2 separate regions of the Homo sapiens genome follow, and region 1 is linked to region 2. A link is a loop called in an ENCODE intact Hi-C map of the cell type or tissue named here. Cell type or tissue: testis. All regions are shown on one strand. Each heading gives the region's core, and the rest is flanking DNA. Links, peaks and the distances in the headings are about the cores only. Region 1 overlaps DNMBP (dynamin binding protein). Region 2 overlaps DNMBP (dynamin binding protein).

Region 1 (16,579 bases), core at 5,282-13,281, 73 kb before region 2:
CGCCCAGCTCCCCTGCCTCCCTCAGCACAGCAGAGAACGAATGCGGTATCCCCCAAGCTCCTATCTCGACACCGTCCTACCTGTGAGACCTTAGAAAAGGAGGGCCCTGGTCATATGGGAAGGAGTCTGGACCAGACCTCCCCATGCCCCTTAGTGCTGGTGAGGATTGAGGAAATGGAGCGGGACTTGGATATGTACAGTAGAGCTCAAGAAGAGCTAAACCTCATGCTGGAGGAGAAGCAGGATGAATCATCAAGAGCAGAGACCCTCGAGGATCTCAAGTTCTGTGAAAGTAACATTGAAAGTTTGAATATGGAACTCCAGCAACTAAGAGGTAAGTGACGAGGAAATAATATGTAATTGTTTCTTGACACTCACAAGTCCCAGAAACAGCCTACCCAGGCTTTTTAGGGATATGTTACCATCCTCGATGGACAAAAAATGATTTACATTTTCATTACCTAATTTCTTTTCTTTTTTTTTTTTTCCTTTTTTTTGAGACAGTCTCGCTCTGTTGCCCAGGCTGGAGTGCAGTGGCATGAACTTGGCTCACTGCAGCCTCCACCTCCTGGGCTCAAGTGATTCTCCTGCCTCAGCCTCCCAAATGGCTGGGATTGCAGACATGCGCCATCACCACACCTGGCTAATTTTTGTATTTTTAGTAGAGACAGTGTTTTGCCATGTTGCCAGGCTGGTCTTGAACTCCTGGCCTTGGGTGATCCACCTGCCTCGGCCTCCCAAAGTGTTGGGATTACAGGCATGAGCCACCACGCCCGGCCTCTTTTTTTTTTTTTTTTTTTTTTGAGACAGAGTTTCGCTCTTGTTGCCCAGGCTGGAGTGCAATGGCGCGACCTTGGCTTACCACAACCTCTGCCTCCCAGGTTCAAGCGATTCTCCTGCCTCAGCCTCCTGAGTAGCTGGGATTACAGGCAAGCGCCACCATGCCTGGCTAATTTTGTATTTTTAGTAGAGATGGGAATTCTCCATGTTGGTCAGGCTGGTCTCGAACTCCTGACCTCAGGTGATCCGCCCACCTTGACCTCCCAAAGTGCTGGGATTACAGGCATGAGCCACCGCACCCAGCCTCACTACCTAATTTCTTATTTCATCACCCTAGATAGGCTGTCTTGAGCCTCTGACTCTGTTTTGAGCCTATGACTGCTGTAGCCTCCTGACTTCATTTGCTGCTCAGATAAAGAATCTCAAACCTTGCCGGGTGCGGTGGCTCACACCTGTGATCCCAGCACTTCGGAAGGCTGCGGTGGGTGGATTGCTTGAGCCCAGGAGTTTGAGACCAGCCTGGGCAACAGGGCCAAACCCTGCTTCTACAAAAAAATACAAAAAATAATTAGCCAGGAGTGGTGGTATATCCCAGTAGTCCCAGCTACTCGGGAGGCTGAGGTGGGAGGATTGCTTGAACCTGGGAGGCAGAGGTTGCTGTGAGCAATGATCATGCCACTGCTCTCCAGCTTGGGCAACAGAGTGAGACCCTGTCTCCAAAAAAAAAAAGAATCTCATACCTCGGAGACACATATACCTCTGGGACATTTATGTCTCTTATTCTGCTATGGCATCCATAGCAGTGGTGCAGATGGGAAGTCCCTAAGTAGAACTTTCTTTAATCAGGCTCCATTAAGCACTAAAGACTTCCAGGTTAAGAAAGACTCATGAGAAAACTCCATCTTGTATCTTTGCTGTCCAGAGAGTAGATTTCTTTTTTTTCTTTTTTTTTTTGAGACAGAGTCTTACTCTGTCACCCAGGCTGTAGTGGTGAGATCTTGGCTCACTGCAACCTGTGCCTCCCGGGTTCAAGTGATCTCATGCCTCAGCCTCCTGAATAGCTGAGATTACAGGTGCATGCCACCACGCCTGGCTAATTTTTCTATTTTTAGCAGAGATGGGGTTTTGTCACATTGCCCAGGCTGGTCTCAAACTCCTGACCTCGAGTGATCCACCCACCTTGGCCTCCCAAAGTGCTGGGATACCATGCCTGGCCAAGGGAGTAGATTTTAATAATAGTAATAGCTAACATTTATTACCATATTAGTAAGCATGTGTTAGAATTTGCCTACAGGAAGAATGTTCACAGCTACCCTAAAGGTACAATGATAATTCATATGGCTACTCTATAGATGAGGAAACTAAGACATAGATATTGAGTAGGCTCAAGCCTGTAATACCAGCACTTTGGGAGGCCGACGTAGGAGGATCACTAGAGCCCAGGAGTTCAAGAGCAGCCTGGGCAACATAGAGAGACCTGTCTCTTAAAAAAAAAAAAAGTTTTAAATTAAATTTGAAAAGAGATTAAGTGACTTGCCAAGGGAGTTGGGATTTAAGCTTATGTTTCTAACAACTATAGTTCACCGCTTCCTATACTGGCACACTGAAAATTCAAATTATTTCCCTTAATTTGGGAATGATAAGCCTCTGGAGACTTCATTCATATTCACCAGACTCACAGGAGAAAAAATTTATAAATAGGAAGAGTACAAGAGGTAGGCAACCAACAGCAATTGGTCTAGGGCCCAAGAACGTGAATACATGTCACTTTTGGCTTGTGTACCAGAGATTTGAACTTATGTGTCATCAGGAAAGTCAATAATAGAAAGCAACCCAGGGGGTCTAGGAATAGCAGGATACTAATAAGAGATAAAAGCAGAATGGTGATCCAGAGATCCTGGATCAAGATGGCAGACTGAGCACATATAGCTACCTCCCTCCCTTTCTACTTTAGGTCTATAAAAGTGAATGGAAATAATAGAATAAAAAAATTCCAATAAAAAAGAGTATTATTGGAAATCAAGTAATCTTCTGAAAGATGATATAGCAGAAAGAGAGGGAAACCTCTATTCAAAATATTCTTAGGAAAGGACTATTATGCATGTGGGCAGAGTTCTAAGGGAACTGCAGACTAAGAGATGGTGCGGTAGGAGGGGTCCTAGAGCACATTCAGTGTAATTGATTAGGGGATAGCTAGGGAGCCAGGCCGCTGGGTTGCTTGTACTGAACAGCAGGAGCATTTACCCTCAAGCTACAGCATGAAGTAGATGCTTAGACAAGTCCTCAAAAAGGTGTTCATTTAATATGAGTACTTGAGCTCTCAGGGGAATGCCAGATACCTTGATTTCAGAGTCCCTGAAAAAGAATTCTGAGGGAACCTTGGCTGAGTGTTACATTCCCAAAGCCCTAGCAAACTCCAGATTCTCCATCACTTTCTATACCTACAAGTTTCAAGATAAACCTGTAAACAATTCTTGCATTAGATATTGTATTAGTCCATTTTCACACTGCTGATGAAGATACCAGATACTGGGCAATTTACAAAATGAAGAGGTTTAATGGACTTACAATTCCACATGGTTGGGGAGGCCTCACAATCATGGTGGAAGGCAAGGAGGAGCAAGTCACGTCTTACATGGATGATAGCAGGCAAAGAGAGAGTTTGTGTAGGGAGACTCCCATTTTTCAAAACCATCAGATCTCATGAGACTTACTCACTCTCACGAGAGCAGCACAGGAAAGACCTGCCCCCATGATTCAATTATCTCCCACCGGCTCCCTCCCACAACACATAGGAATTCAAGATGAGTTTGGAGTGGGGACACAGCCAAACCATATCATTCTGCCTGGATCCTCCCAAATCTCATGTCGTCACATTTCAAAACTAATCATGCCTTCCCAACAGTCCCCCAAAGTCTTAACTCATTTCAGCATTAACTCAAAAGTCCACAGTTCGACGTCTCATCTGAGACAAGGCAAGTCCCTTCTGCCTATGAGCCTGTAAAATCAAAAGCAAGTTAGTTACTTCCTAGAAACAATGGGGATACAGGCATTGGGTAAATACAGCCATTCCAAATGGGAGAAATTGGCCAAAACAAAGGGGCTACAGGCCCCACGCAAGTCTGAAATCCAGTGGGGCAGTCAAATCTTAAAGCTCCAAAATGATCTCCTTTGACTCCATGTCTCACAACGAGGTCACACCGATGCAAGAGGTGGGTTCCCATGGTGTTGGGCGGCTCTGCCCCTGTGGCTCTCCAGGGTACAGCCTCCCTCCTGGCTGCTTTCACGGGCTGATGTTGAGTGTCTACAGCTTTTCCAGGCACACGGTGCAAGCTGTTGGTGGATCTACCATTCTGGGGTCTGGAAGATTTTGGCCCTCTTCTCACAGCTCCACTAGGTGGTGCCCCAGTAGGGACTCTGTGTAGAGGCTCTGACCCCACATTTTCCTTCTGCACTGCCCCAGCAGAGGTTCTCCATGAGAGCCCTGCACCTGCAGCAAACTTCTGCCTGGACATCCAGGCATTTCCATACATCCTCTGAAATCGAGGCAGAGGTTCCCAAACCTCAGTTCTTCTGTGCACCCGCAGGCTCAACACCACATGGAAGCTGCCAAGGCTTGGGGCTTGCACCCTCTGAAGCCATGGCCTGAGTTCTACATTGGCCCCTTTCAGCCATGGCTGGAGCAGCTGGGACACAGGGCACCAAGTCCCTAGGCTGCACACAGCATAGTGATCCTGGGCACAGCCCAGGAAATCACTCTTTCCTCCTAGGCCTTTGGGCCTGTGATGGGTGCAGTTGCCGTGAAGACCTCTGACATGCCCTGGAGACATTTTCCCCATTGTCTTGGGGATTAACATTTGGCTGCTCATTACTTACGCAAATTTCTGCAGCTGGTTTTTCTCTTCAGGAAATGGGATTTTCTTTTCTATCACATTGTCAGGCTGCACATTTTTGGAACTTCTGTTCTGTACATCCCTTATAAAACTGAATGCCTTTAACAGCACCCAAGTCACCTCTTGCATGCTTTGCTGCTTAGAAATTTTTTCTGCCAGATACCCTAAATCATCTCTCTCAAGTTCAAAGTTCCACAAATCTCTAGGGAAGAGGCAAAATGCTACCAGTCTCTTTGCTAAAATATAACAAGAGTCACTTTTGGTCCAGTTCCCAACAAGTTCCTCATCTCCTTCTGAGACCACCTCAGCCTGGATTTCATTGTCCATATCTTTATCAGCATTTTGGTCAAAGTCATTCAACAAGTCTCTAGGGAGTTCCAAACTTTTCCACATTTTCCTGTCTTCTTCTGAGCCCTCCAAATTGTTCCAGCCTCCGCCTGTTACCCAGTTCCAAAGTCAGTTCCACATTTCCGGGTATCTTTTAAGCAGTGCCCCGCTTTACTGGTACCATTTTCCTGTATTAGTCCATGTTCACACTGCTGATAAAGACATACCCAAGACCGGGCAATTTACAAAAGAAAGAGGTTTAATGGACTTATCGTTCCACATGTTGGGGAGGCCTCACAATCATGGTGGAAGGCAAGGAGGAGCAAGTCACATCTTACGTGGATGGCAGCTGGCAAAGAGAGAGCTTGTGCGGGAAGACTCCCGTTTTTCAAAACACCATCTTTTGTGAGACTTATTCAGTCACGAGAACAGCACAGGAAAGACCTGCCCCCCATGATTCAATTACCTCCTACCAGGTCCCTCCCACAACACGTAGGAATTCAAGATGGGATTTGGGTGGGGACACAGCCAAACCATGTCAAATATATAGGTGGGAGAATAAAAGACTCCCAAATTTCAGGTAGCAGGAATTTCCCAGTAATGGTACTTTTTAGAATTAATAGTGTTCCATGGAAAATGTTATGTCTTCTGTGCTTAAGAACACTGCAGTGTTTTTATTTTTATTTTTTGTGTGTGCAGTGTTTTTAAATGGGTAAATGGACTGGTACTACATAAAACTGGTGTTCTTTTTTATTCACCAGACCTTCATTTTCAGAATTAGTTTATTCAGCAAGTGTTCTGACTTTTTAAAAAAATTGCTGTTTAGTGCTGTGAAAGACTTAATGTGGGTGTAGTCTATTTCGGGAAGACTTTGTAAAATTTGAATCCACCAAATACAGTATTGGGTATGTTAATGTTGATTTGATTGATTTCTCAAAAGGTGTTTTGATAATATCTATTGCTAATATGATAAAATTACTTATTCCTTGCAGTAACAGCCAATTTCTCATAAGGTCATTTTTTTCTGTCTTCATAAAAGGTGTATCCAACAATATAAGCTATCCCTCAAGAGGTGGAAATTAACCAGTTTGAGCACCAGGCATTACTTCTCTAATCTGGTTCTGTATAAGTTATAATTTTAAAATTTAAGGCCTAAGATTTAAAGAACTTTCAATATAACATTTATCTAATTCTGATCAATATTATATTTAGTTGTTAATATGCTTACTGAGAAGACAGGTTTTATCTATTATTCAGTGTGTCATTTCCCACACACCTGGTATGATGTTCTATACATAGTAGGGACTCAAATACCTAATGAAGGGAGTTGAGTTTAACTGAATTGATTTGAATTGAATTGCCTGCTCTACCTCCCAGAGTTTTCAGAGATCTCCTACTTCTGTTGTTACTTTGAACTGGTCTACTTGGGACCTGGGAATCAGTGCAGAGATGGCAGGCCCCTTGTCAGACCAGTGCTGTGCCAGACCCACAGTGAGGTTTTTAGTGTAGCTACTGCCTCTTCTTAAAACTCTGCATTTATTTATTTATTTATTTATTTATTTATTTATTTATTTATTTATTTTTGAGATGGAGTCTCACTCTTGTTGCCCAGACTGCAGTGCAATGGCGTGATCTTGGCTCACTGCAACTTCTGCCTCCCGGGTTCAAGTGATTCTTCTGCCTTAGCCTCCCGAGTAGCTGGAATTACAGGTGCCCGCCACCACACCTGGCTAATTTTTGTATTTTTAGTAGAGATGGGGTTTCACCATGTTGGTCAGCCTGGTCTCGAACTCCTAGCCTCAAGTGATCCGCCTGCCTTGGCCTCCCAAAGTGCTGGGATTACAGATGTGAGCCATCATGCCCAGCTTTGGTTTTTATTTTCTTTCCATATGGTAAGCATAGCTGTTTTATAGTCTGTGTATGATTCCAAGATATTCAGTGTTAGTGGGACTGTTTTTGATGTCACATGGGTTCTCATTTTTGTGGTCTAGGCTCTTTGTGTGTCTGATTATCTTACTGTGTGCTGGTCATAGTATTTGGAAAATCTTAAGAGTTGAGGTGAAGACACCTGAACTCTAGAAAGAATTTGCATTTGTTTCTGTCAGTTGTTTGTAGTCAACTAATGTTTCCAAATTCCTGAAGGATAATAATATTTGAGATTCAGGAGTAAGAAGTTGGAATTCCTGGGAGTTCCTAAATTATAACCTTGTATTTTAAAAAACTTTTACTTACACATTCTTGAATAGTAGTAGAGATCATAATCAAAGATGACAAGTTTTCCTGTGCTAGTATTACACTAACATTTTCAGAGGTTTTATATTTGTGTATGATAAATGCACGGTTTGTTGTTGTGAGCCACAATGTCGTGATATGATTATATATTTTAATAACATGTAAAAATATTCTCTACCTGATAATAGACTTTTTTAAAGGACTTGTTTTTTGTAAGAGCTGTTTTAGATTAACAGCAACATTGAAAGGAAGGTACAGAGATTTCCCATATCCCGTGCCCCCACACATACATAGCTTCCCCTATCATCAACATCGTAAAAACATTCTTAAATTTCATTTTTAAATAATTTTAGATTTATAGAAAGCTGCAAAAATAAGAGCTTCCATATACTTCGCTCAGCTTCTCCTAACCTTAATATCTTACACACCTATAGAAGATCTATAAAATCAGAAAATTAATGTGATAATGTAAAACATTAAAAGAGCATTAGTACAAGATAAATGTCAAAAACTATTTAAAAATTGAAAGAAATACCACAAATATTTAGTATTTTAAATTACTCTTAAAATAGAATTTTATTTTAACTTTTAAATGTTAGATTCAGGGAGTACATATGCAGATTTGTTACAAGGGTATATTGTGTAATGCTGAGGTTTGGGCTTCAATTGATCCCATCACCTGTGTAAGAGAACATAGTACCTAATAGGCAGTTTTTCAACCTTTGCCTCCCTCCCTCCCTCCCTCCCTCCATTGTCCTGTAGTCCCCAGTGTCTGTTGTTCCTATCTTTATGTCCATGTGTACCCAGTGTGTAGCTCCCACTTATAAGTGAAAACATGCAATATTTGGTTTTCTGCTTCAGCCTTAATTTTCTTAGGATACTGGCCTCCAGCTGCATCCATGTTGCTGCAAAGGACATGATTTCATTCTATTTTGTGGCTACATACTATTTTATGGTGTATATATACCAGGATTTCTTTATCCAGTCCACTGTTGATAGGCACCTAAGTTGATTTCATGTCTTTGCTGTAGTGAATAGTGCTGGAGTCAGCTGAGTGCAGGTGTGTTTTTGGTAGAAGAATTTTCCTTTGGGCATATACCCAATACTGGGATTGCTAAGTCGAATGATAGTTCTACTTTTAGCCCCTTAAGAAATCTCCAAACTGCTTTCCACAGGGGCTGAACTAATTTACATTCCCACTAACAGTGTATAAGTGTTCCCTTTTCTCTACAACCATGCCAACATATCTGTTATTTTTTTACTTTAATACCCATTCTGACTGGTGTAAGATGGTTTCTCATTTGGTTTTGATTTGCACTTCTCTGATGATTAGCGATGTTAAGCATTTTTTTCATATATTTGTTGGCCACTTGTATGTCTTCTTTTGAGAAGTGTCAGTTCATGTCCTGTGCCCAGTGTTTAGGGGGGTTGTTTTTTTTCTTGTTAAGTTCCTTATAAATTCTAGATGTTAGGCCTTTGTTGGATGCATAGTTTACATATAGTTTTTCCCAGTCTGTAGGTTGTCTGTTTACTCTGTTGATAGTTTGTTTTGCTGTACAGAAGCTCTTTAGTTTAATTGGGTTCCAGTTGTCAGTTTTTGTTTTTGTTGCAGGTTGCCTAAGCCAATGTCTAGAAGAGTGTTAACTAGGTTTTATTCAAGGATTTGTGTAGTTTGAGACCTCACATGTAAGTCTTTAATCCATCTTGAGTTAATTTTTGTATATGGTGAGAGATGGAAGTCCAGTTTCATTCTTCTGCATATGGTTAGTTTTTCCAGTACCATTTATTGTATAGAGAATTCTTTCCCCATTGCTTATTTTGGTCAACTTTGTTGAAGATTACTTGGTTGTAGGTGTGCAGCTCTATTTCTGGATTTTCTGTTCTGTTCCATTGGTTTACATGCCTTTAAATAGTATTTTAAATACACAGAGCATTAGTTGCTCTATCTGATAGTGTTGATCTTTGTTTTGTGACTAATATTTCATACATCAAAAAAAGGTTTTCATTTTATGTTGATGTTGGTGGAATTGTTAAGTGTGTATTCAAAAGCATTTCTGGAGCTGGGCTCAGTGGCTCATGCCTGTAATCCCAGCACTCTGGGAGGCCGAGGCGGATGGATGACTTGAGGTCAGGAATTTGAGACCAGCCTGGCCAACATGGTGAAACCCTGTCTCTACTAAAAATACAAAAAATTAGCAGGGCATAGTGGTGTGCACCTGTAATCTCAGCTACTTGGGAGACTGAGGCAGGAGAATGGCTTGAACCCAGTAGGCAGAGGTTGCAGTGAGCCAAGATCGTGCCACTGCACTACAGCCTGGGCAACAGAGCGAGACTCCGTCTCAATTAAAAAAAGAAAAAAAAGCATTTCTGGGTAGGGCTGTTCGGTTGCATGTTGTCTCATGAAAGCTCATTTTCTTTTTAATGTTGAAAACATTTTTTCTGCTTCTTCTGATTTTGGCTTTGCCATTGAAATTGATATTGCTTGTGCTAATTCAGATTTTAGATATGTTCCTGATTTTGTGTAGGGATATTTCACAGCAATATTCACATCTCTTTTGTATTTCTTCTGTTAAAACATTTATAAAGAACTATATAGCAAATATTAAGCAGTGGAAAACACTGGACAAACATTACTGGGTGGTTTTCAAATAATGGAACATTTGCCTCTCTGAGCAAGATTTAGCACTGTACAGAATCATGTGTCAGAATTGCTAAGGACTTACTTTGTTTGCAAAACTTTATTTCTTAGACTACCCTTATAAGATCTGTATAAAGCATACTATACAAGTAAGCTTATTAATCTTTATTTTATTTGCAAGAATGACTCACTGTTGGCAACACACGGGGCCATGAGCACACACTCTTCTAAACACATGTATTACATAGCAACAACTATGAGCAAAGCTAACTGATTAGACCCTGGCCCTCCTACCCACTCTTGTCCTCATTCCCAGAAATGTCACCTTGTAACATTTTACTCCGCGTGCCAGTATTCTCTGCTCTTGCGTCAACTTGACATTGGTGGATTTCTTTAAACTCTTAATGTCTCTGCATTTATTGTTAGGCTTTATTCTCTCAGGAGAATCCTAGTACCTTCTCTTGTTTCCTAGAGTCCTCAGCTGATTTTTTTTGTTTTTTTTGTTTTTGATTTAGAAAGACATATAAATTTCCTAAGAAATGCTGAGAAGGAATTTCCACATGGAAACAAACACTAGTCATTCTCAGCCCAGGTCCAACTTAAACCAATTTCAAGGCTCAGTGTACCTTGTACCTTGGATGACCAAGGTATCGGAACTCAGCTGTAATTTAGCAAGAGGGCTGGCCCAATTCTGATTTACCCTCGGGAGTTCTTTAGGATCTTAGCTTATTACAGAAAAGGTCTCCTTTTAGATTTCTATTTTAAAGATTTTTTTTTTCTATGAGAGACTGATCCAAATAATGTAGACTTCAATTATTGGAAATAAAAAGTCCAGTATTAGTTTTAGATAAGCCAGTCTTTGGCTGTAACTGAGAATTAGGAGTTTTAAATTTGGAATTATCATCTAGAGTCAGGGTAGAATACTAGACAGTATTTATGATTGCTGTGTGTTGGGGAATGAAACATCATTTTGTGGGCTTCCGTGTGGTATTCAGGTCAATCACTCATTCATCCAGGAAATACTCAATTTATTTTTACCATGTGCCAGGCACTGTGCTAAGGGCTGGGTACATAGCGATGAACATTATAGATGTGCTCGCTGGTCTCAAGGAGCTTCCAGTCAAATGAGTTGCTAATTAACAAGTTAAGGTTCAGATCTCAAGCACACTACCTTCAAGTCTGAACAGGTTGACTTGCAAAGCAGTAGAAACATTAAGAGGTAGTTCTCAGACTTTCAGGTTTCCCAGTACATATTATTTTTAGAAGCTCTGATCAGGACTACCTAGTGCTACCCTATCTCTTGGTGAGGTTCACACACCTGAATTTGAAAAGAGGGTGTGCATTCATTTCTTTATTCAGTGTATATTTCTTGAGCACACATGATGAGCCAGGCACTAGCTACACGTTGATTAATTTAAAAAAACATAGTCATATTATCATTCATATTTATGTGTGTTTGAAACCCCAGTGATCATATTGATATTGACCTCTACAGCTAATTATGCTCTTTCCTGCTGCCTTGGAATCATGACCAATGGCTACTTTCGGTGTGGGTCAGTTCCGGAACCCCATTGTTCTAAATCAGTGCAATGGATGCCAAACTACAGAGTGAGTCAGGAACCTTGCTCCTCAACTTTCCTCTTTTTGGCCTTTAAGATAATGTCAAAGGAAGGTTGACCAGAGACTCTACAAGTAATTTTCAGTGATGTCTGTTGCAAATTAAATCAGAACATGTTTTTCAGGAAAATAATATTTCCCCAGTCTACTGGGTAGCATCTAAGATGCACTAAAGACAGCCAGTAGATTAACAAGCTGGAGAATGACTGATATGGAACAATAACGTCTTTATACTAAAGTGATACGTAATATTCTAGACAGATTTTTAAAATTTTAAAGTGTAACTGTTTTATATGCAGAAGCAATTTGTCATTCTGCAGCCTCCTTGGAATCCCTTAGGTATAAGAATTATTTCTCAGCCGGGCATGGTGGCTCATACCTGTGTGTGGTAGTTCATGCCTCCCAGCCCTTTGGGAGACCAAGGTAGGAGGATTGCTTTAAGACCAGCCCAGGCAACATGGTGAGACCCCGTTCCTAAAAGAAATACAAAAATAGCTGGATATGGTGGTGTACACCTGTAGTTCCAGCTACTAGGGAGACTGAGGTGGGAGGATTGGGTGAGCCCAGGAGGCCGAGGCTGCAGTGAGCTGTCATCATATCATTGCACTCCACACTCCAACCTGGGTGACAGAGTGAAACTGTCTCAAAAAAACAAACAAACAAACAAACAAACAAACAAAAAACCACACACAAGAATTCCTTCTCAAACTAGTAACAGATAATAGAATTAAATAGCCAAATCATTCTGTGTTTTTTTTTTTTGTTGGTTTTTTTTGAGACAGAGTCTCACTCTTGTCACCTAGGCTGGAGTGTAGTGGTGCAATCTCGGCTAACTGTAACCTCTGCCTCCCGGGTTCAAGCGATTCTTCTGCCTCAGCCTCCTAAGTAACTGAGATTACAGGTGCCCGCCACCATGCCCAGCTAATTTTTGTATTTTTAGTAGAGACTGGGCTTTGCCATGTTGGCCAGGCTAGTCTCGAACGCCTGACCTCAGGTGATCCGCCCCCCCCTCAGCCTCCCAAAGTGCTGGGATTACAGGTGTAAGCCACCACACCTGGCCCATTCTGTGGTCTTTCAAGATAATGAAAGTTTATGTAAAGGAAATAATAATCTTTCTTTCTAGTTTGTCAGTATGTAGGAAAAAAGCAAGTATCTTCAACTTGTGTAACATCTGGTTGAGGCTTTTGGCTCAGTAAAAATGAGCTCAGAGTTACTTCTAAAGGATTTTATCCTAGTATAAGACAGCAGCCATCATCAGAACCCGTTAATAGGCTATGTTAAGTCAGGAGAGAAACTAGTTTCTGATTTTAGGATGGATGGTTGAATGTATGTCAAGAAATGTAGCTTAGAATGGTGAACTGAGGTATAATTGACCTGTGAGTCACTGTTCTTAGCAGTTTGTAGGATGGCCTTGTGAACATTTTCGCACTCTCAGCTCGAGGCACAGGGTGAAGAAGCTGGAATGCATTGAGGTACTTAAGTATTGGTTTCAGATTTCACTGAGGCTTTGCAGCATGGTACAGGAAAATAATTCATCTTCAGATAGCCTGAGACCCTTAGTTGCGAGTGTTCCCACCATCACACCCCTACCTGAGCTGCTTGCTGCCTTTTACTGTTCACTTTACCAGATGTAATAAGACCCAAAAGACAGGACAGTCATCAGTCAACCAGTATGATTGAGCTCCCACTGTATTCCAGGCAGTGATCTCGAGTCACAGTAGCAATCAATCTCTGCCTTCATGGGAAAAGACAAGCAATAAGTAAGTAAAACTCTAAGTATATTTTTTTGCCTTTTTGTCAGAAGGGAAAACAATCTATGGAGAAAAGAAATCAGAGAAAACCTTCTGAAAAATAATGTTTGAGTAAGATTGTTGGGGGCCAGCCAAACCATTTCTGGGGGTGGGAGGCATCGTTCCAGACAGATAAGACAGCAAGAATGAGAGTATGTTAGATGTTTGAGGAAAAGCAAGGAGACTGGTTCAGCTAGAGCAACGGCACAGTTGTAGTTCATCATTTAGGGTAAGAAGAGAAGTTACTGGAAGGTTTTGAGCAGGGGAATAATATGACCTGACCTACAATTTAACAGAAGAGAATAGACAGAAGAGACACAGGGCAGAGGCTGAGAGACCAGTTAGGAGGCTACTGCAGTGACCCAGGCAAGGGATGGATGCCAGCACCTTGGACCAGGATGGCAGCAGTAGGGATGAGAGGTGCTCAGCTCTCAGCATATTTTGAGTTAGAGCCAGTAGGACTTGCTGGTGGATTAGATGTGAGGTATAAGAGACTGAGAAGAGGCCAGGCGTGGTGGCTCATGCCTGTAATCCCAGCACTTTGGGAGGCCAAGGCGGGCGGATCACCTGAGGTCAGGAGTTCAAGACCAGCCTGACCAACATGGAGAAACCCCGTCTCTACTAAAAATACAAAATTAGCCGGGCATGGTGGCACATGCCTGTAATCCCAGCTACTAGGGAGGCTGAGGCAGGAGAACCGCTTGAATCTGGGAGGTGGAGGTTGCGGTGAGCCGAGATCGTGCCATTGCACTCCAGTCTGGGCAACAAGAGTGAAACTCCATCTCAAAAAAAAAAAAAAATTGAGAAGAGTCAAGGGTAACCCTGAGGGGTAACCCTGAGGTTAGGCAACTGGAAGGATTAGAGTTGCAAGTAGCAACCACATTTCTGGTCATATCAATACTTCTTGAATTCCTGCTGTGTGCCAGTTAATTGGGCGTATAGGAGAATATGATCTAGAACTTAGCCCTGGGGCATTCCAATCTTTAGGAATATGGAAGACAAGGGAGATGGGCCAGCAAAGAAGAAGCAACCAGCCAAGGAGAAGGAAAGCCAAATGGAAAAACGGTTTCACGAAGGGGCAAGTGACGCCAGGTGCGGTGGCTCACGCCTGTAATCCCAGCACTTTGGGAAGCCGAGGCGGGCGGAGCACTTGAGGTCAGGAGTTTGCGACCATCCGGACCAACATGGTGAAACCCCGTCACTACTAAAAACACAAAAATTAGCCAAGTGTGGTGGCGGGTGCCTGTAATCCCAGCCACTCGGGAGGCTGAGGCAGGAGAATCACTTGAACATGGGAGGTGGAGGTTGCAATGAGCCAAGATCGCGCCACCGTACTCCAGCCTGGGTGAAAAAGTTAGACTCTGTCTCAAAAAAAGAAAGGGCAAGTGACAGGATCAGAAGCTGCCGAGAGGCCAAGTAAGGTGAAGTCTCCAAAATGACTGTGGGATTTGGTGACCTTGTCAAGAGCAGTTTCACTGAAGGGATGATATTGGGATGCAAGCCCTATTGGAGTGGATTAAAGAGAAAATGAGAGGTAAGGAAGAGAGGCATTGAGCATTTAGTGTGCTCAAAAGTCTTTCGAAGAGTTTTGCTATAAAAGAAAGCAAAAAAATAGGGTAGTGGCAGCAGGGGACGTTGGATTGAGGTGCCAGCGGAAGTCGTTTGTAAGATGAGAAACATTAGTACGCGTTCATAAGTTTACGGGACTGATCCACTAGAATGGGCACATTGAAGAAGCAGGGAGAGGAGGCCTCACTGCTATTAGATAGTGAGTGGTCAGGAGGGGAGGGGTCTGGCAAGCCAACGGAGAGATTGGCCTGGGATCAGAGCAGGGACCCTTCCTCCATTGTTAAAGGTGGGAGGCAGAGTGTTTGGGTTCACAGGCAGGTAGCAGGGTAGGTTTGATGGTGAAAAGGTGAAGAAACAAGCCTAGAGAGATTAAATAACCTCCCCAAGATTATACAGCTATTAAGTGGCAAAGTCAGGATTTAAGTCCAGGGCTATCAAAGCCTGTGCACTTAACCTCTAAGCTAGATTGCCCTCTACCTAGCATCTAGCATGTGCCAAATAAATGCTACATGCATTGATTCATTAAACATTTAAATACCTACTGTGTACCCCATTGTAATCACCCAATGGGTTCTTCCTGCCCACTGCACAAACAAAACCAATTCACTGAGGCCATTGCATGAAGAAAGAGTGATTGACATGCAGCTGGCCACTCCATGTGGGAGATGGAGTTACTACTCAAATCAGTCTAAAAAATGCAGAGGTTTTTCCAGGGCAGTTTAGTGGCCAGGGGGCTAGGGGAATGGGTGCTGCTGATTGGTTGCGGATGCAACCATAGGGATGTGGACAGTGGTCCTCCTGTACCAAGTCCCTTTCTGGGTGGGACCACAGGACTGGTTGGCAGGTCCAGGTGGAGCCATCAGTCCTCAGAAATGCAAAAGCCTGAAAAGACATCTCAAAAGATTAATCTTAGGTTCTACAGTAATGGCGTTATCTGCAGGGGTGATTGCGGAAGTTGCAAATCTTGTTACCTTCTAAATAATGGCTAGTAATCCTTTATGTCTATATCTTAGCAGAATTAGGCTCCTCTCATCCTTCTGACTTGGTGACCTTTCATTAGTTTTACAAAAGTGGTTTAGTTTTAGAAAGTGGAAGGGCTATTTCCATTTCAACTGTAAACTAAATTTCTCCCACAGTTGGCTTAGGCCAAGCCCAGGAGTGATCAAGGACAGTTTGGAGGTTAAAGACAAGATGAGGGTTGTTTAGATCCAATCTCTTTCATTGTTGTAATTTTCTCACTGTTATAATTTTCTCAGTGTTATAATTTTTGCAAAGAGGTTTTACCATCTACAGAGCTGTGCTAGAGATAGGAAGACAAGTTAGACCATCCTAGCCCTCAAGGAACTTTCAGTATAATAAAAGGAGGTAAGCAAGTATAATGAAGTAACAGCATAGGTTAGCCAAGAGAGATATTTGCAAGGTTCTCTGGAAAATAGCAAGAACTGTAGGAATCAGAATGTCACTGGGCAGAGTCCTAGAGAGTGAGGAGTTGTTGACCCTCAGTGGAGCAACAACATGGGCAGTCACAGAGGAATCCACAAAAGTTTAGGGAGTTACATATTCTTGCTCTTTTTTTTTTTGGCACACTTTTCTCCCTTTTTTCCTTTACCCTTCTTCTACCTTCTCTGTCTCTTCTCTCTCCTTCCAAATCCTACTTCTCCATCCTCACTTCTAGAATAGGTGGCAGTCTATCCACTCTGGGCATCACACAGATAGTCATGATGGCCCACCCA
Region 2 (16,579 bases), core at 4,434-12,433:
TGGAGCCTGTTAGGGTGACATCAGGTGACAGCTACTGCTGGGGTCAGAGACAGATGGACCTAAAGTCCCAAGCTGTTTAAGAAACTGCTCCATCCTTCAGTTTTTATCTACTCAAACTTGAGAAGTGGTAGCAGGAAGCCACAGTATTCAGATCAGCTGTCAGGTACAGGAAATGCATCAAAGATCAATAGAGTAATGGCCATTGTTCTCATGGAGGCTACATACTCTGGGTCTGTGCCTTGACAGTGTTATGAAAAATTGTCACGTGGATGCTCACGCAATCCCTAATTTATACTTGAGTTTTAGCTGAAAGCCCCCTTGGTCATCTTGGGCAATTTATTAAAGTGAACCATGTGCAGTACACGTTACGTGTATATTCTAACAAACAGTTTCCTACGTTAGAACATCCTTCCAGTATATCCAGACTCTCAGAGCAAAGGATTCACGTGTCCTGGTGGGAAAGAGGGCAGGGAGGTCTATGGAGGGGCTTCTTGAGCTGAGGCTTTTTTTTTGAGACGGAGTTTCGTTCTTGTTGCCCAGGTTGGAGTGCAATGGCATGGTCTTGGCTCACTGCAACATCTGGCTCCTGGGTTCAAGCGATTCTCCTGCCTTAGCCTCCTGAGTAGCTGGGATTACAGGTGCGCACCACCACATCCGGCTAATATTTTCGTATTTTTAATAGAGACGGGGCTTCACCATGTTGGCCAGGCTGGTTGTGAACTCCTGACCTCTGGTGATCTGCCCTCCTCAGCCACCCAAAGTGCCTGGATTACAGGTATGAGCCACTGTACCCAGTTTGTTTTGTTTTGTTTCAAATAGAGATGAAGTCTCGCTGTGTTGACCAGGGAACTGGGCTCAAGCAATCCTCTCATCTCAGCTTCCCAAAGAGCTAGGATTACAGGCGTGAGCTCCCGTGCGCTGCCGAGGCTGGTTCTTAACTCGGTCTTTTCCACACTTGCTGTATTTGAACATAGGCTTCATCAAGCCTTCCTCTTAGGCATGATCTCAGTGTCCTATGACATTCTCTTCCCATGCCGGTTCCCAGACATGGATTGTTTTCATTGCTGTCTTCTCAGTTGGCCATGGGCCTCCTGAGCATGCATCTGTTGTGAGGTTGTGAACATGAATGAACCGGCAGGCAGCTGCGGCTCTTCATCTCTACCTACACACATCACATCCTGGGACTGAGTGTTCCAAGCCGCTTTGTCACTAGGCATTTTATTTTGTGTCTCTCACTATTGGCCTGGCTTTTGAGTTTTTGTTTTACTCTTCATTTTACAGATGAATAACCTAGATCAGTTTTTTTTCTCTCAATGCTCCCTCTGTCTGTCCAGCCTTCTGCTAAGAGTTCTTGTTTATATTTCCTGTTTCCTTTGTAGTCACCAAAGGCTTCGTGTACAGCTCTTTCCTAAAGCCCTACAATCCTCGCCGCAGCCACTCCGATGCCTCCGTGGGTAGCCACTCCTCCACAGAGTCTGAGCACGGCAGCTCCTCCCCCAGGTTCCCACGCCAGAACAGCGGCAGCACCCTGACCTTCAACCCCAGCAGCATGGCTGTATCCTTTACCTCGGGGTCTTGCCAGAAGCAGCCTCAAGATGCATCTCCTCCGCCAAAAGAATGTGACCAAGGAACTCTCAGTGCATCCCTAAATCCGAGTAATTCAGAGAGTAGTCCTTCCAGATGCCCTTCAGACCCAGACTCCACCTCCCAGCCAAGGTCAGGGGACTCTGCAGATGTAGCTAGAGATGTAAAGCAACCCACTGCCACGCCGAGGAGCTACCGGAACTTCAGGCATCCAGAAATAGTTGGCTACTCCGTACCAGGACGAAATGGGCAAAGTCAAGACCTCGTCAAAGGATGTGCAAGAACAGCCCAGGCTCCGGAAGACAGAAGTACAGAGCCAGATGGCAGTGAGGCAGAAGGCAACCAGGTGAGTGCGTAAGAGGCCTGCCACTGTGGCACAGGCGGCAGCAGATGTGTTGTGGGTACCAGCGGGGGTGAGGCAGAAGTGGCTTGCCTGAGGCCTAGGGGTGATCTGAGATGAGCTCACAGACACACCTTTCAAGCACACAAGGAATCTCTGCCATCAGAGCCTTCTGAGCACCTTCCCCTGCTGATACTTCACAGGCTATTCCTGGACCCCTCTGTGTCACTGGGTGTTTAAAAGGTGCTATAATGACAACTTCATTATTCTTCCAGTTCACTAATTCTTCAGTTGTATAACATCCATTTAATCCACTTGTTTGGTTTTTGATTCAAGTAACCATACTTTATTTTTTTTTTGAGGAGTTTGTCACCCAGGATGGGGAATGCATGATCTCAGCTCACTGCAACCTCCACCTCTCAAGTTCAAGCAATTCTCATTTCTCATGCCTCAGCTTCCTGAGTAGCTGGGATTACAGGTGTACACCAACACACCCAGCTAATTTTTGTATTTTCAGTAGAGACAGTCTTCACCATGTTGGCCAGGCTGGTCTGGAACTGCTGGCCTCAAGTGATCCGCCCACCTCGGCCTCCCAAAGTGCTGGGATTACAGGCGTGAGCCATTGTGCCCAGCCCCAGTTTTTCCTATTCTCTTTGTAATGGCCTGTTCCCGTTTATGAGTTTGATTGTAGGCTTTGTATCTCAAACGTTTTGGGTTTTTTTTTTTTTTTTTGAGACAGAGTCTTGCTCTGTCGCCCAGGCTGGAGTGCAGTGGCGCAATCTCAGCTCACTGCAACCTCCGCCTCCCAGGTTCAAGCGATTCTCCTGCCTCAGCTTCCTGAGTAGCTGGGACTACTTTATTAGAGACAGGGTTTCCCTATGTTGGCCAGGATGGTCTCGATCTCCTGACCTCGCTGCCTGCCTTGGCCTCCCAATTTGCTGGGATTACAGGCGTGAGCCACCCACAGCTGGCCATATCTTGAACTAACCTGTATGCTTTAAAGCCATTTTCAGATTCACAGCTGCAGAGTCTTTGCTGCACCGTTTGTTGCCTTTGCTCGCTCTTCAGTGGAGCATCTTCCTGTGTTGACTGTCAGGTTTGTCTGCGAGCTCATCTCCAGAAGGATTTGCCCTCATGGGAAGGCCCAGTCGTGTCCTGGGTTGTAGAGGTGCTGCCTCTGCCACTGTCTGGATTCTAAGAGTCCAGTTTTTACCCACTTTCTCAGTTCAGGCTTCCCATAGCACATTCCTCAGTGCCATAGCCGAGCTTTGTGCATGCTCGTTTTTCTGGTGATTTCTCTTACTACCTACTTCCCGGGTCAAACATCCCCATTCTGGGCCTACCAAGCAGACAGTTATTATAGACACATCAAAGGGAAAAGAAGGACCTTTCTTAGATTGAGTTCGAGCAGGGAATGTAGTTGTAGTCTCAGCTCCAGTCCCTGACCAGGTCCTAAAGCTCCAGCCCTTGGGGCACGTGTCCCTCCCTCTGGCCCCCATGGGCCTCATGGCTTCTCCTCCTCCCTGAGCTCCTCCCTTCCATGGGCATTAGATCATGAGATCTTTGTTTGTGGCATCTAAAGATCAACTTTTCTTTGAAGTTGGTTGTGGTTTTCTGGTTTTTCTTTTTCATAATTTGTGTTGGAGGTATGGAAGAGTATGCTCGTCTTCCACCCTTTAAAGCAATTCTAAAAGACTGAAAAGGTAGTTTTTTTAAAATGGAGTCTTGCTCTGTTGCCCAGGCTGGAGTGCAGTGGTGCAACCTCTGCCTGCTGGGTTCAGGCAATTCTCCTGCCACAACCTCTGGAGTAGCTGGGATCACAGGTGTTCACCATCATGCTTATTTTTCGTGTTTTTGGTAGAAATGGGGTTTCACACCATGTTGACCAGCTGGTCTGAAACTCCTGACCTCTAGTGATCTGCCCTCAGCCTCCCAAATTGGTGTTTGTTCCAAGACAGAGTCTCACTCTGTCGCCCAGGGTCTGGAGTCCAGTGGCGCGATCTTGGCTCACTGCAACCTCTGCATCCTGGGTTGGAGCAATTCTCCTGTCTCAGCCTCGTGAGTAGCTGGGATTAGAAGTGTGTGCCACCACGCCCGGCTAATTTTTGTATTTTTAGTAGAGGTGGGGTTTCACCATGTTGGCCAGGCTGGTCTTAAATTCCCAACTTCAGGTGATCCACCCATCTCAGCCTCCCAGAGTGCTGGGATTACAGGCATGAGCCACCGTGCCCGGCCAAATTGGTGTTTTCTTTTAATCATCCCTATTATGGTAGCCATCATCCGTATGTACCTATTTAAATTTATTTTAGTTAAAATTAAATAAGATTAAAAATTCAGTTCCTCTGTCTCACTGGCCATATTTCAGGGGCTCAGTAGCCACATGTGGGCATGTGGATGTGGAACCCTCCCCAACACCGCACGAAGCTGTTGGATGGCATTGCTCCCAGCAATTTCCCATTTTCTCTCTCTCCCTCACACAGGTCTATTTTGCTGTCTACACCTTCAAGGCACGAAACCCAAATGAGCTGAGCGTGTCAGCCAATCAGAAACTCAAGATCCTCGAGTTTAAAGATGTTACAGGAAATACAGAGTGGTGGTTAGCTGAGGTTAACGGGAAGAAGGGCTACGTTCCCTCCAATTATATCCGCAAAACCGAGTACACCTGAGCCCACGTTGCCTGCCACCCAGCCTTGCTGCCTTTGCTTTCAGTCCGCCGAGGGTTCTGGCGGCCCACCGAGAGGGCGCCTGCTCCTGAGACACAGGCCCTGTCTGCGTTGCTTAACCATGGCATGGTGGAGCACACCACAGATCTTGTTCTCCTCGATTGGGTTGTAAACCTTGATGCTCACTAGAATCTCTAGAATTTGAAATGGACCCTGGGGCTTTGCAAATGACTTAGTGACTATGAGAAGAGAGACAAGTCTTAGAGCTGGCTTTTGGAAAGGAGAAACTTGCAGTCAGAAGCCCAGTGTCCTATGTATGCAGGAAGCTGTGCTCTAGCAATAGACAGTGTTGGTAATGGTTGTGCTGTACGGCGTTTGGGGTGGCCCCATGTTCCATGCTCAGCTGACCGGATGCCAACTCAGATGAAAAGAATTCATGGCTCTGGGCACCCCGTGAGGCAGTGCTTGCACATGGCTGGGAGTTTGTCGGGATTGAACCAAACCTAGTGCTTCAAAGCTCCTGGGACACCTCCAGTGTCCAGCACACATTCTCATACATACTGCCCCTAATTTCTAAAGTCCCTAAAGCACTACATTCTGTAACCTTGTTTCTTTTACTCCATTCCCAGATTAGTTATGCAAAATTCAACTGCGTTCTACTTTTAGAAGTGTTTAGGGTCTTTATTTTCTGTTGACCCTTCATCTGAAAGATTCTCTTCCCTTGTTAGGTACAATCACTGCCCCCCCGCTTTTTTTTTTGAGATGGGGTCTTGCTATGTTGCCCAGGCTGGTCTTAAACGCCTGGGCTCAAGCAACCCTCCCGCCTCCCTGCTGAGATTACAGGTGTAAGCCACCATACCGCAACCTCAATGACACCTTTCTGATGGTCTTTACACAGTCTGTGATGTCTGGTGGCCCCCCTGCCCTGGACTCAATAATTGATAGATTTTCCTAGAGTAACAGTATGAGAGCTCCAGCCATTCCATTAAAAGTATTAGTTCTGCTTTGAGCTGAAACCAGTTGAGCCTAATGGAAGACTGGATGTCTTTCTTCTTCATCCAAGCACCCTAATGACTGTTTAGTTACATCCATAGATGCAGACAACATAACACCTGTGACTTACTTGAATTGGGATAAGCCATTCCAGAAGTAGCTTATCCTAGACTTGGAAATAAGATTTTTTTCACCACTAACTTCCATGCTTCAGAGATGACATTCAAAGCCAGATTCCCAAGTGCCTGATCATACCTCCCAGTCTCAGGAAGATATTTGCTTACCCCTTAGACCAAGAATCTTAAGATCTTCCCCAGCTATGAAGCCTATCTTGGAATGGGAAACCATGAAATTTGTCTTTTAAAAGAAAGGGAAGAAATAGCCTTACAGCCCCTGTTCCTCCAAGTGCACATTTAGCCTTAAAATCCTGGGAGTCGGGAGACACCGTGGAGTCCTAACATCCACAGTGTCTGCTGGTCGTGGTCAGAAGGCAGTAATGCAAGAGTCCTTTTGTGAAGAGTGTTTCTATGTAGAGATGTTTATATTTAAGTAGTTCTTTTATAAATAAAAGCATTTCTAATGGCCTTGGATGTTTTCTTGATTTCCATGTTTAAGCTGAACGGGTTTTTTTGTTTGTTTGTTTAAGCTGAACGTTTTTCCTGGGCTTCTGGGGAGGCCTTCTTGACAATGAGTGATGTCCAGATCTGGGAGAATGGGAGAGGCTAACTGAAGAAATGCAGGCCCAAAGTCATTCTGTCAAAGATTCCAACAATCTCTATATACTCAGGCCGAGTGTGGTGGCTCACACCTGTAATCCCACCAGCACTTTGGGAGGCCAAGGTGGGCGGATCACTTGAGGCCAAGAGTTTGAGACCAGCCTGGCCAACATGGTGAAACCCCATCCCTACTGAAAATACAAAAATTAGCCGGGCATGGTGCTGCATGCCAATAGTCCTGGCTAATCAAGTGGCTGAGAATTGCTTGAACCTGGGTGGCAGAGGTTGCAGTGAGCCAAGATCACACCACTGTACCCTAGCCCGGGCGATAGCAAGACCCTGTCTCAAAAAAAAAAAAAAAAAAAATCTCTGTATACTCAAAATATGTCCATGCTGCAGGTGACTGCCTCTATTTTCATCTTGTCCTGTGAAATTCTAACGAAACAGAAGAGCTGGGATCTCTAGGGGATAAGTATTTCCCTGATATTGCAGATGTGGACACTGATACACAAGGTTATCTAACAAGGTCACGGAGCAGCAGCTCAGGCAGTTGGGGGCAGGGAAGGAAGTGGCAGGGCTAGTGGCAGAGGTGGGATTGAGGACAGTATGGTGGGTGACAGTAAAGCGATCACCCAGTGTTGTTAAGGAATAGAAATCACTGAATTGGGTAGGCTGCAGGAAAGCAGCTGATAAGTCACCTATGCTACTCTCATGTGATAGACTAGGAAAATGGGGTCCAGAGACATTCGTACTCACCCAAGTCATATATCAAGTTTTTGAGGGGTTGTGAATTGAAACTCGGGCCTGCAGGCTCAGGCTGAGTCTGTACACCTTGTTCTGGAGCCAGACTGTCTGGCTTCTGACACTTGGCAGCTTTGTGACCTTGGCAACGTACCCACCTCTGTCTCAGTTCCCTGGTTGAGGTAGAGATAGTAATAGCATCCACCTTGTAGAGTTGATAGGAAGATTCCGTGAGTTAATACATGCACCATGCTGCAACAGGACAGCTGCGAGATACTGGAGGAGGACTTTCAGTGCTTGTCCCCCCATGGAAACATCTTAAACTATCTGTGCATGAAAATACCCTAAGCGCTAAGAAAACCATGTGAGAGATGACAGCACCTGGGTGTTGCATGCAAATATTAAGAAAAGATGCATTGGAGAGGGCAGGGAGGACATGTTCACAGGACCTGTGCCAACCCCTCCCTCAGCCGCAGGCAGCGCAGCACACATCGGAACACCCTCTGCATGGGGGGAAGAGAGGGAAGCGAGTCCCAGATTCAACCTTGGACCTCAGCACTACCCCAGTAAAACCCAGTGCCCAGCAGGTCCTCACAGCCCCAGACTCCAGGCTGGTAGCTGCACACTTGCCCCCAGGCCTGCCTGTAGCATAGAAGCTTCACGAGAATGCCTGAGACCACTGTGGACACTCATGTGACTAACATTTGCTCAAGGCAACACACCTGCCCATTCTTGATAGAGGAGTAGTAAGGGCCTAGGATTACAAGCCCTTACTATTCTAGATAACCTATCTATGTATCTAGGATATATGGATCCCAGGTTTCTAGCTTAGGAGACAGCAGAGAAGTGATGGGTGCCAATGGACCATCCAGCCGGAAAGGGGAAAAAATACATGCAAAGCATTTCAGCAGGCTTGGTGCTTACTACTGAGTTCACTGTGGGTCAAATCATTGACCCCTTATGTTCCCCTCTTGATTCAAGCCACGAGGAAGAAGAACCCGGAAATACAGTCCTGGATGGAGTTTGTGTCTTGTAGGAGCTGGTTGTTACCAGCTTGTACCCACTGCTCCCACAGCACCCTCTCCACCCAAAGCACCCACCGTCAAATTACCCTTCCAGCTCTGCAGATCCAGCAGGAGGTTAGCGTGAAGGAATCACATCAGATATAGGTAAGAAAAAGATTCAGCCACTGTCCTCTTGCCTTACTGTCCTATCTCAACATCTCTATGCATCCAGAACACTTTCTTAAAGCACAAAACCTACTTCAAAGCCATGAAGAGTAGTACAGACCTTTACGGAAGATTTCTTGTGGGTATGAAAGACGACAACCCCACCTATGACATCTAAGGCAGAACTTTCTGGAAATATTGCTTTTCAACATCGACACAAGACTTCTACTTCTTCCGGCATCAGTCCAACTCTCCCTCAATATTCCTCTCCGCCCATTTTTCTACTGCCGAGCTTTCCCCTCTTCCTCCCTGTCCCCTACTCCCCTTTTTAAGTCAAATGACTGAGTTCTTGCACTGGCATCTACCCCAAGTGCCAGCATCATCACACCAGAACAAAGGCCTCATGGCCACACAGTGCAAACAAACAGAAGACTCTCAGAATATGAGGGAATGGCCAGACGTTTCTACTTAGTTATTTTGTATTATATATGATGCTAATATGAGTGCCTTGGTTCCAAGGAACATCCCATGGCACACAATGTCCTCAAGAGAGTCTGTAAGCTTTCTGGGAAGCTCAGGGTTCTGTCCAAAATAGCATCTTCCACTCACTGAGCCACGCACTGTGCCAAGGCTTACCCTGCATTATCCTATGTCACCCCCTACCCCCGCCCAACAAAAGAACACTACAAGGTGTGTAGAAGTAACAAAACTGATGCTCAGAGCCCAGCAGGTTGAGGCTGCAGGAAGCCGTGATCACACCACTGCACTCCAGCCTGGACAGCAGAGTGAGACCGTCTCAAAAACAGAATGACTCATGCTCAGAGGATAAGAAACTCAACCAGGTTTACCCAGATAGAAATAGTAAGACTCAGATTTCAATCCCAGCCCTGAGAGCAAAGCTCATGTATTTAACCCTTTGCTATATACCCACTTGAGAACACACCAGCTCATGTGTACAACCAAAAGGACTTTGGCCCTAAGCCATTGAATGGCCCTTCCTAGTCAGTTCTGTGGGAGCCTTCATCAAAAGAGGACACTGGCCCTTTAAAGGAAGGATTGAATAGCAGTAAGAGTCTAAGCCAGTCTCCATTGCTTTAGGTCAATGTGGAAACAACACATAACCTTCAACTCTCCTCCAGGGCCTGGTCTACATAGAGCTGTCTGGAGTCCTGCCCTGGCTGCCTCTGTTCCTGAACCTTTGGATTTCTTGGAATTCTAATCCTCTAAATCCAGTCTTTTGACTGAACCATTTGGAAATTGAGGCCTGCATGGCAGTAGGGAGTACCCTCACCCCCAGAGGTAACAACTCTTTAGGAAATTTCCAAAATACACCTAGTACCAGTAAATAACCTGCCTGGTTCCCTAATCTTTCCTTCACCATGTAGAGGCTTCTGGATAATTTTGGTCCTCAGTTCACTATTGGGAGTCTTCTATAGCATCTGCTCCAAGTTAAGAAGATTCGCACACTGATCCTAAAATTCATATGGAAACGCAAGGGACCCAGAGTAGCCAAAACAATCTTGAAAAAAGGAACAAGATATAAAACTACAATAAGTAAGACTATGTGAGACTGACATAAGATAGACATAGATTGAGGGTCTAAAACTTTGGCCAGGCACAGCAGGTCACACCTATAACCCCAACACTTTGTGAGGCTGAGGTAGAAGGATTGCTTGAGCCCAGAATTCGAGACCAACCTAGGCAACATGGTGAAATTCCATTTCTACAAAAATACAAAACTTAGTTGGGCATGGTGGTGCACACCTGTAATTCCAGCTACTTGAGAGGCGAAGTAGGAAGATTATTTGAGCCTGGGAGGTTGGGGCTGCAGTGAACAGTGAACATGCTACTGCACTCCAGCCTGGTGACAGCGTGAGACCTCGTCTCAAAAAACATAAAAATAAACCTTTACATGTATTGTCAAATATGAATTGACCAAGGTGTCAGAACAACTTAATGGGGAAACAACCATCTTTTGCACAGATGGTGCCAGGACAACTGGATATCCACATGCAGGAGAATGAAGTTAGACCGCTTCCTAAACCACACACGAAAATTCACTCCAAATGGAGCATAGACCTAAATGTAAGAGTTAGAACTACACAATTCTTAAAATGGGAAAAAGTTCTCACAACCTTGGATTAGGCTTTAGTTTCTTCAAATGACAACAAAAGTGACCAAAAAAAAAAAAAAACCAGATAAATTAGACCTCATCAAAATGGAAAACTTTTGTGCTTATAATGCCATTGGCCAGGCATGATGGCTCACACCTATAACCGCAGCACCTTGGGAGGCCAAGGCAGGATTTCTTGAGCCCAGGAATCTGAGACCAGCCTGGGCAACACAGGTAGAACTCGTCTCTACAAAAAATTTTTTTCAATTAGCCAGGCATGGTGGTGTAGTCCCAGCTACTTGGGAAGCTGAGGTGGGAGGATTGCTTGAGCCCAGGACGTAGCAACTGCAGTGAGCCATGATTGTGCCACTGCACTCCAGCCTGGGTGACAGAGCAAGACCCCATCTAAAAACAACCAAACAAAACAAGAAACACACTATCAAAGTGAAAAGACAACCCACAGAATAAGAAAAATATATTTCAACTCATACGTCTGATAAGAGAATTGTATCCGGAATATATAAAGAAGTCTTATAACTCATTGAAAAGAAAATAAACACCCAATTTAAAATTGGGCAAAGGGACCAGGCCTGTTAGCTCACACCTATAATCCCAGCACTGCGTGAGGCTGAGGTGGGAGGACTGCTTTAGCCCAGGAGTTCAAGACCAGCCTGGGCAACATAGAGAGAACCCACCTCTGCCAAAAATAATAATAATTAGCTGGGAGTGGTGGTGCCTGCCTGTCTGTGGTCCCAGCTACTTGGGAGGCTGAGGTGGGAGGCTTCTGGCTTGAGCCCAGGAGGCTGACGCTGCAGTGAGCTATAATTGAGCTACTATACTCCAGTCTGAGTAAGAGTGAGACCTTGTCTTAAAAGAAAAAAAAAAAAAAGCTCAATATCACTAACCAGATAAATGCAAATTGAAACCACAATGAGATATCATCTCACCACAGTTAAAATGGCTTTTATAAAAAAAGACAAGAAAGAGGGGAGGGGCCAAGATAGAATAGGAAGAGCTCTGGTCTGCAGCTCCCAGTGAGACCAATGCAGAAGGCGGGCGATTTCTGCATTTACAACTGAGATACCCAGTTCATCTCACGGGGGTTAGGCTGTGGGTACAACCCATGGAGGGTGAGCAGAAGCAGAGTGGGGCGTCGCTTCACCCCAGAAACTCAAGGAGCCAGGGGACCTCCCTCCCCCAGCCAAGGGAAGCCGTGAGGGACTGTGCTACCCAGCCCGGATACTACCCTTTTCCCTTGGTTTTTGTAATCTGCAGATCAGGAGATTCCCTCATGTGATAACACCATCAGGGCCCTAGGTTTCAAACACAAAACTGGGTGGGTGTTTGGGCAGACATTGAACTAGCTGCAAGAGTTTTTTTCATACCCCAGTGGCGCCTGGAACCCCAGTGAGACAGAACCGTTCACTCCTCTGGAAATGGAAAGGGGGCTGAAGCCAGAGAGCCACGTGGTCTCGCTCAGCAGATGCCACTCCCACGGAGCCCAGCAAGCTAAGATCCACTGGCTTGAAATTCTCACTGCCAGCACAGCAGTCTCAATTCAACCTGGGATGACCAAGCTTGGTGCAGGAAGGGGCATCCGCCATTACTGAGGCTTTAGTAGGCAGTTTTCCCAACAGTGCTAAGGAGATAGGAGGTTTAGACTGGGCGGGAATTCACCACGGCGTGGCTAAGCAGCCATGGCCAGACTGCTTCTTTAGATTCCTCCTCACTGGGCAGGGCATACTTTGAAGGAAAGGTAACAGCCCCAGTCAGGGGCATACAGATAAAATTCCCACCTCCCTGGGACAGAGCACCTGGGGGAAGGGGTGGCTGTGGGTGCAGCTTCAGCTGATTTAATTGTTCCTGCCTGCCAGCTCCGAAGAGAACAGCTGATCCTGACAAGAAGGATTCTCCCAGCACAGCACACCAGCTCTGCTAAGGGACAGACTGCCTTCCCAAGTGGGTCCCTGATCCCTGTGCCTCCTGACTGGGAGACACCTCCCAGCAGGGGTCAACAGACACCTCGTACAGGAGAGCTCCAGCCGGCATCAGGCCGGTGCCCCCCTGGGACAAAGCTTCCAGAGGAAGGAGTAGGAAGCAATCTTTGTTGTTCTGTTAGCCTCCACTGGTGATACCCAGGGGAACAGGGTCTGGAGTGGACCTCCAGCAAACTGCAGCAGAACTGCAGCAGAGGGGCCTGTTAGAAGAAAAACAGAAAGCAACAACATCAACATCAACATCAACAAAAAGGACCCCCACACAGAAACCCCATCCAAAGGTCATCAGCTTCAAAGATCAAAGGTAGGTAAATCCATGAAGATAAGGAAAAACCAGCGCAAAAATGCTGAAAATTCCAAAGACCAGAATGCCTCCCCTCCTCCAAATGATTACAACTCCTCTCCAGCAAGGGCACAAAACTGGATGGAGAATGAGATTGATGAATTGACAGAAGTAGGCTTCAGAAGGTGGGTAATAACAAACTTTAGCTCTGAGCTAAAGGAGCATGTTCTAACCCAATGCAAGGAAGCTAAGAACCTTGAAAAAAGATTATAGGAACTGCTAACTAGAATAACCAGTTTTGAGAGGAACATAAATTACCTGATGGAGCTGAAAAACACAGCAGGAGAACTTCGTGAAGCACACGCAAACATCAATAGCCAAGTCAATCAAGCAGAAGAAAGGATATTAGAGATTGAAGATCAACTTACTGAAATAAGGCATGAAGACAAGATTAGAGAAAAAAGAATGAAAAGGAACGAACAAAGCCTCCAAGAAATATGAGACTATGTGAAAAGACCAAACCTACAATTGATTGGTATACCTGAAAGTGACGGGGAGAACAGAACCAAGTTGTAAAACATACTTCAGGATATTTTCCAGGAGAACTTCCCCAACCTAGCAAGACAGGCCAACGTTCAAATTCGGGAAATGCAGAGAACACCACTAAGATACTTCTCGAGAAGAGCAACCCCAAGACATATAATTGTCAGATTCTCTAAGGTTGAAATGAAGGAAAAAATGTTAAGGGCAGCCAGAGAAAGGTCAAGTTACCTACAAAGGGAAGCCCATCAGACTAACAGCAGATCTCTCTGCAGAAACCCTACAAGCCAGAAGAGAGTGGGGGGCAATATTCAACATTTATTTTCTTGAGATAGAGTTTCACTCTTGTTGCCCAGGCTGGGGTGCAATAGCGCGATCTCAGCTCCCTGCAACCTCTGCCTTCCGGATTCAAGCAATTCTCTTGCCTCAGCCTCCCCAGTAGCTGGGATTACAGGCACCCACCACCATACCTGGCTAATTTTGTATTTTTAGTAGAGATGGGGTTTCACCATGTTGGCCAGGCTGGTCTCAAACTCCTGATCTCAGGTGATCCACCCACCTTGGCCTGCCAAAGTGCTGGGATTACAGGCATGAGCCCAGCCTTGACATTCTTAAAGAAAAGAATTTTCAACCCAGAATTTCATATCCAGCCAAACTAAGCTTCATAAGCAGAGGATAAATAAAATCCTTTACAGACAAGCAAATGCTGAGGGATTTTGTCACCACCAGGCCTGCCTTACAAGAGCTCCTAAAGGAAGTACTAAATATGGAAAGGAAAAACCAGTACCAGCCACTGCAAAAAAAAAAAACAAAATATAAAGACCAACAACAGTATGAAGAAACTGCATCAACTAATGTGCAAAATAACCAGCTAGCATCATGATGTCAGGATCAAATTCACACATAACAATATTAACCTTAAATGTAAATGGACTAAATGTCCAAATTAAAAGACACAGACTGGCAAATTGGATTAAGAGTCAAGACCCATCAGTGTGCTGTATTCAGGAGGCCCATCTCATGTGCAAAGACACACATAGGCTCAAAATAAAGGGATGGAGGAATATTAACCACGCAAATGGAAAGAAAAAAAAATGCAGGAGTTACAATCCTAGTCTCTGAAAAAACAAACTTTAAACCAACAAAGATCAAAAAAGACAAACAAAGGCATTACGTAATGGTAAAGGGATCAATGCAACAAGAAGAGCTAACTATCCTAAATATATATGCACCCAATACAGGAGCACCCGGACTCATAAAGCAAGTTCTTAGAGACCTACAAAGAGACTAAACTCCCACACAATAACAGTGGGAGACTTTAACACCCCACTGTCAATATTAGAGCAATGAGACAGAAAATTAACAAGGATATTCAGGACTTGAACTCAGCTCTGGACCAAGCGGACCTATTAGACATCTACAGAACTCTCCGCCCCAAATCAGCAGAATATACATTCTTCTCAGCACCAAATAGCACTTACTCTAAAATCGACCACATAATTGGAAGTAAAACAGTCCTTGGCAAATGCAAAAGAACGGAAATCATAACAAACTGTCTCTCAGACCACAGTGCAATCAAATTAGAACTCAGGATTAAGAAACTCACTCAAAACCACACAACTATGTGGAAATTGAACAACCTGCTCCTGAAGGACTACTAGGTAAATAATGAAATTAAGTCAGAAATAAAGAAGTTCTGTGAAACCAATGAGAACAAAGACAACGTACCAGAATCTCTGGGACACAGCTAAAGCAGTATTAAGAGGGAAATTTATAGCACTAAAATGCCCCCATCAGGAAGCTGGAAAGGTCAAAAACTGACACCCTAACATCACAATTAAAATAATTAGAGAAGCAAGAGCAAACAAATTCAAAAGCTAGCAGAAGACAAGAAATAACTAAGATCAGAGCAGAACTGAAGGAAATAGAGACAAAAAAAGCCCTTAAAAAAAAAAAAAATCAATGAATCCAGGAGCTGCTTTTATGAAGATTAACAAAATAGACTGCTAGCTAGACTAATCAAGAAGAAAACAGAAGAATCAAATAGATACAGTAAAAAATGATAAAGGGGATACCACCACTGATCCCACAGAAATACAGACTACCATCAGAGAATACTATAAACACCTCTCCACAAATAAACTAGAAAATCTAGAAGAAATGGATAAATTCCTGGACACATACACCCTCCCAAAACTAAACCAGGAAGAAGTCAAATCCCTGAATAGACTAATAACAAGTTCTGAAATTGAGGCAAGAATAGCCTACTAACCAAAAAAAGCCCAGGACCAGATGGAATTCCACCAGCGGTACAAAAAGGAGCTGGTACCATTCCTTCTGAAACTATTCCAAATAATAGAAAAAGAGGGACTCCTCCCTAACCCATTTTATGAGGCCAGTATCATCCTGATACCAAAACCTGTCAGAGACACAACAAAAAAAGAAAATTTCAGGCCGATATCCCTGATGAACATCAATAAATCCTCAATAAAATCCTCAATAAAATACTGGCAAACTGAATCCAGCAGCACATCGAAAAGCTTATCCACCATGACCAAGTCAGCTTCATCCCTGGGATGCAAAACTGGTTCAAGATACTCAATAAAACTCAAAATCCCTTCATGCTAAAAACTCTCAATAAACTAGGTATTGATGGAACATCTCAAAATAATAAGAGCTATTTATGACAAACCCATAGCCAATGGGCAAAAGCTGGAAGCATTCCCTTTGAAAACCAGCACAAGACAAGGATGCCCTCTCTCACCACTCCTATTCAATGTAGTATTGGAAGTTCTGGCCAGGGCAATCAGGCAAGAGAAATAAAGGTATTCAAATAGGAATAGAGGAAGTCAAATTGTCTCTGGTTGCAGACGATATGATTGAACATTTAGAAAATCTCATCTTCTCAGCCCAAAAACTCCTTAAACTGATAAGCAACTTCAGCAAAGTCTTAAAATACAAAATCAATGTGCAAAAATCACAAGCATTCCTATACACCAACAATAGACAAGCAGAGAGCCAAATCACAAGTGAACCCCCCCACACAATTGCTACAAAGAATAAAATACCTAAGAATCCAACTTACATGGGATGTGAAGGACCTCTTCAAGGAGAACTACAAACCAATGCTCAAGGAAATAAGAGGATACAAATTGAAAAACATTCCATGCTCATGGATAGGCAGAATCAATATCATGAAAATGGCCATACTGCCCAAAGTAATTTATAGATTCAATGCTATTCCCATCAAGCTACAATTGACTTCACAGAATTAGAAAAAACTACTTGAAATTTCATATGGAACCAAAAAAGAGCCTGTATAGCCAAGACAAGCCAAGACAATCCTAAGCAAAAAGAACAAAGCTGGAGGCATCACACTACCTGACTTCAAACTATACTACAAGGCTACAGTAACCAAAACAGCATGGTATTGGTACCAA

Evidence for each region. A loop is a pair of places that touch in the nucleus more often than their neighbours do. Peaks named below come from ENCODE experiments on the same cell type or tissue, not always from the same donor. Only the 100,000 strongest peaks of a DNase experiment are listed, where the experiment ranks them.
Region 1: a loop joins it to region 2, with 5 times the contacts of the local background. A loop is called at or near these places in 2 of 110 quality-filtered maps.

Annotation. Positions count from the first base shown.
Region 1 is chr10:99,938,969-99,955,547 of GRCh38, reverse strand. DNMBP (dynamin binding protein) reads left to right here. Exons shown (of 17, transcript NM_015221.4): 4 at 1-334. All of the region lies in intron 2 of DNMBP-AS1 (DNMBP antisense RNA 1), which reads right to left. Among named protein-coding and RNA genes, the nearest start is that of DNMBP-AS1, 20 kb to the right of the region's middle. In testis, for the core only: no CTCF peak of the experiment used is centred there; a DNase peak (open chromatin) is centred at 10,157; H3K27ac peaks cover 2,527 bases.
Region 2 is chr10:99,865,162-99,881,740 of GRCh38, reverse strand. DNMBP (dynamin binding protein) reads left to right here. Exons shown (of 17, transcript NM_015221.4): 16 at 1,380-1,930; 17 at 4,405-6,164. The coding sequence ends at 4,590. Among named protein-coding and RNA genes, the nearest start is that of DNMBP-AS1, 54 kb to the left of the region's middle. RefSeq lists an enhancer at 11,279-11,428. In testis, for the core only: no CTCF peak of the experiment used is centred there; no DNase peak of the experiment used is centred there.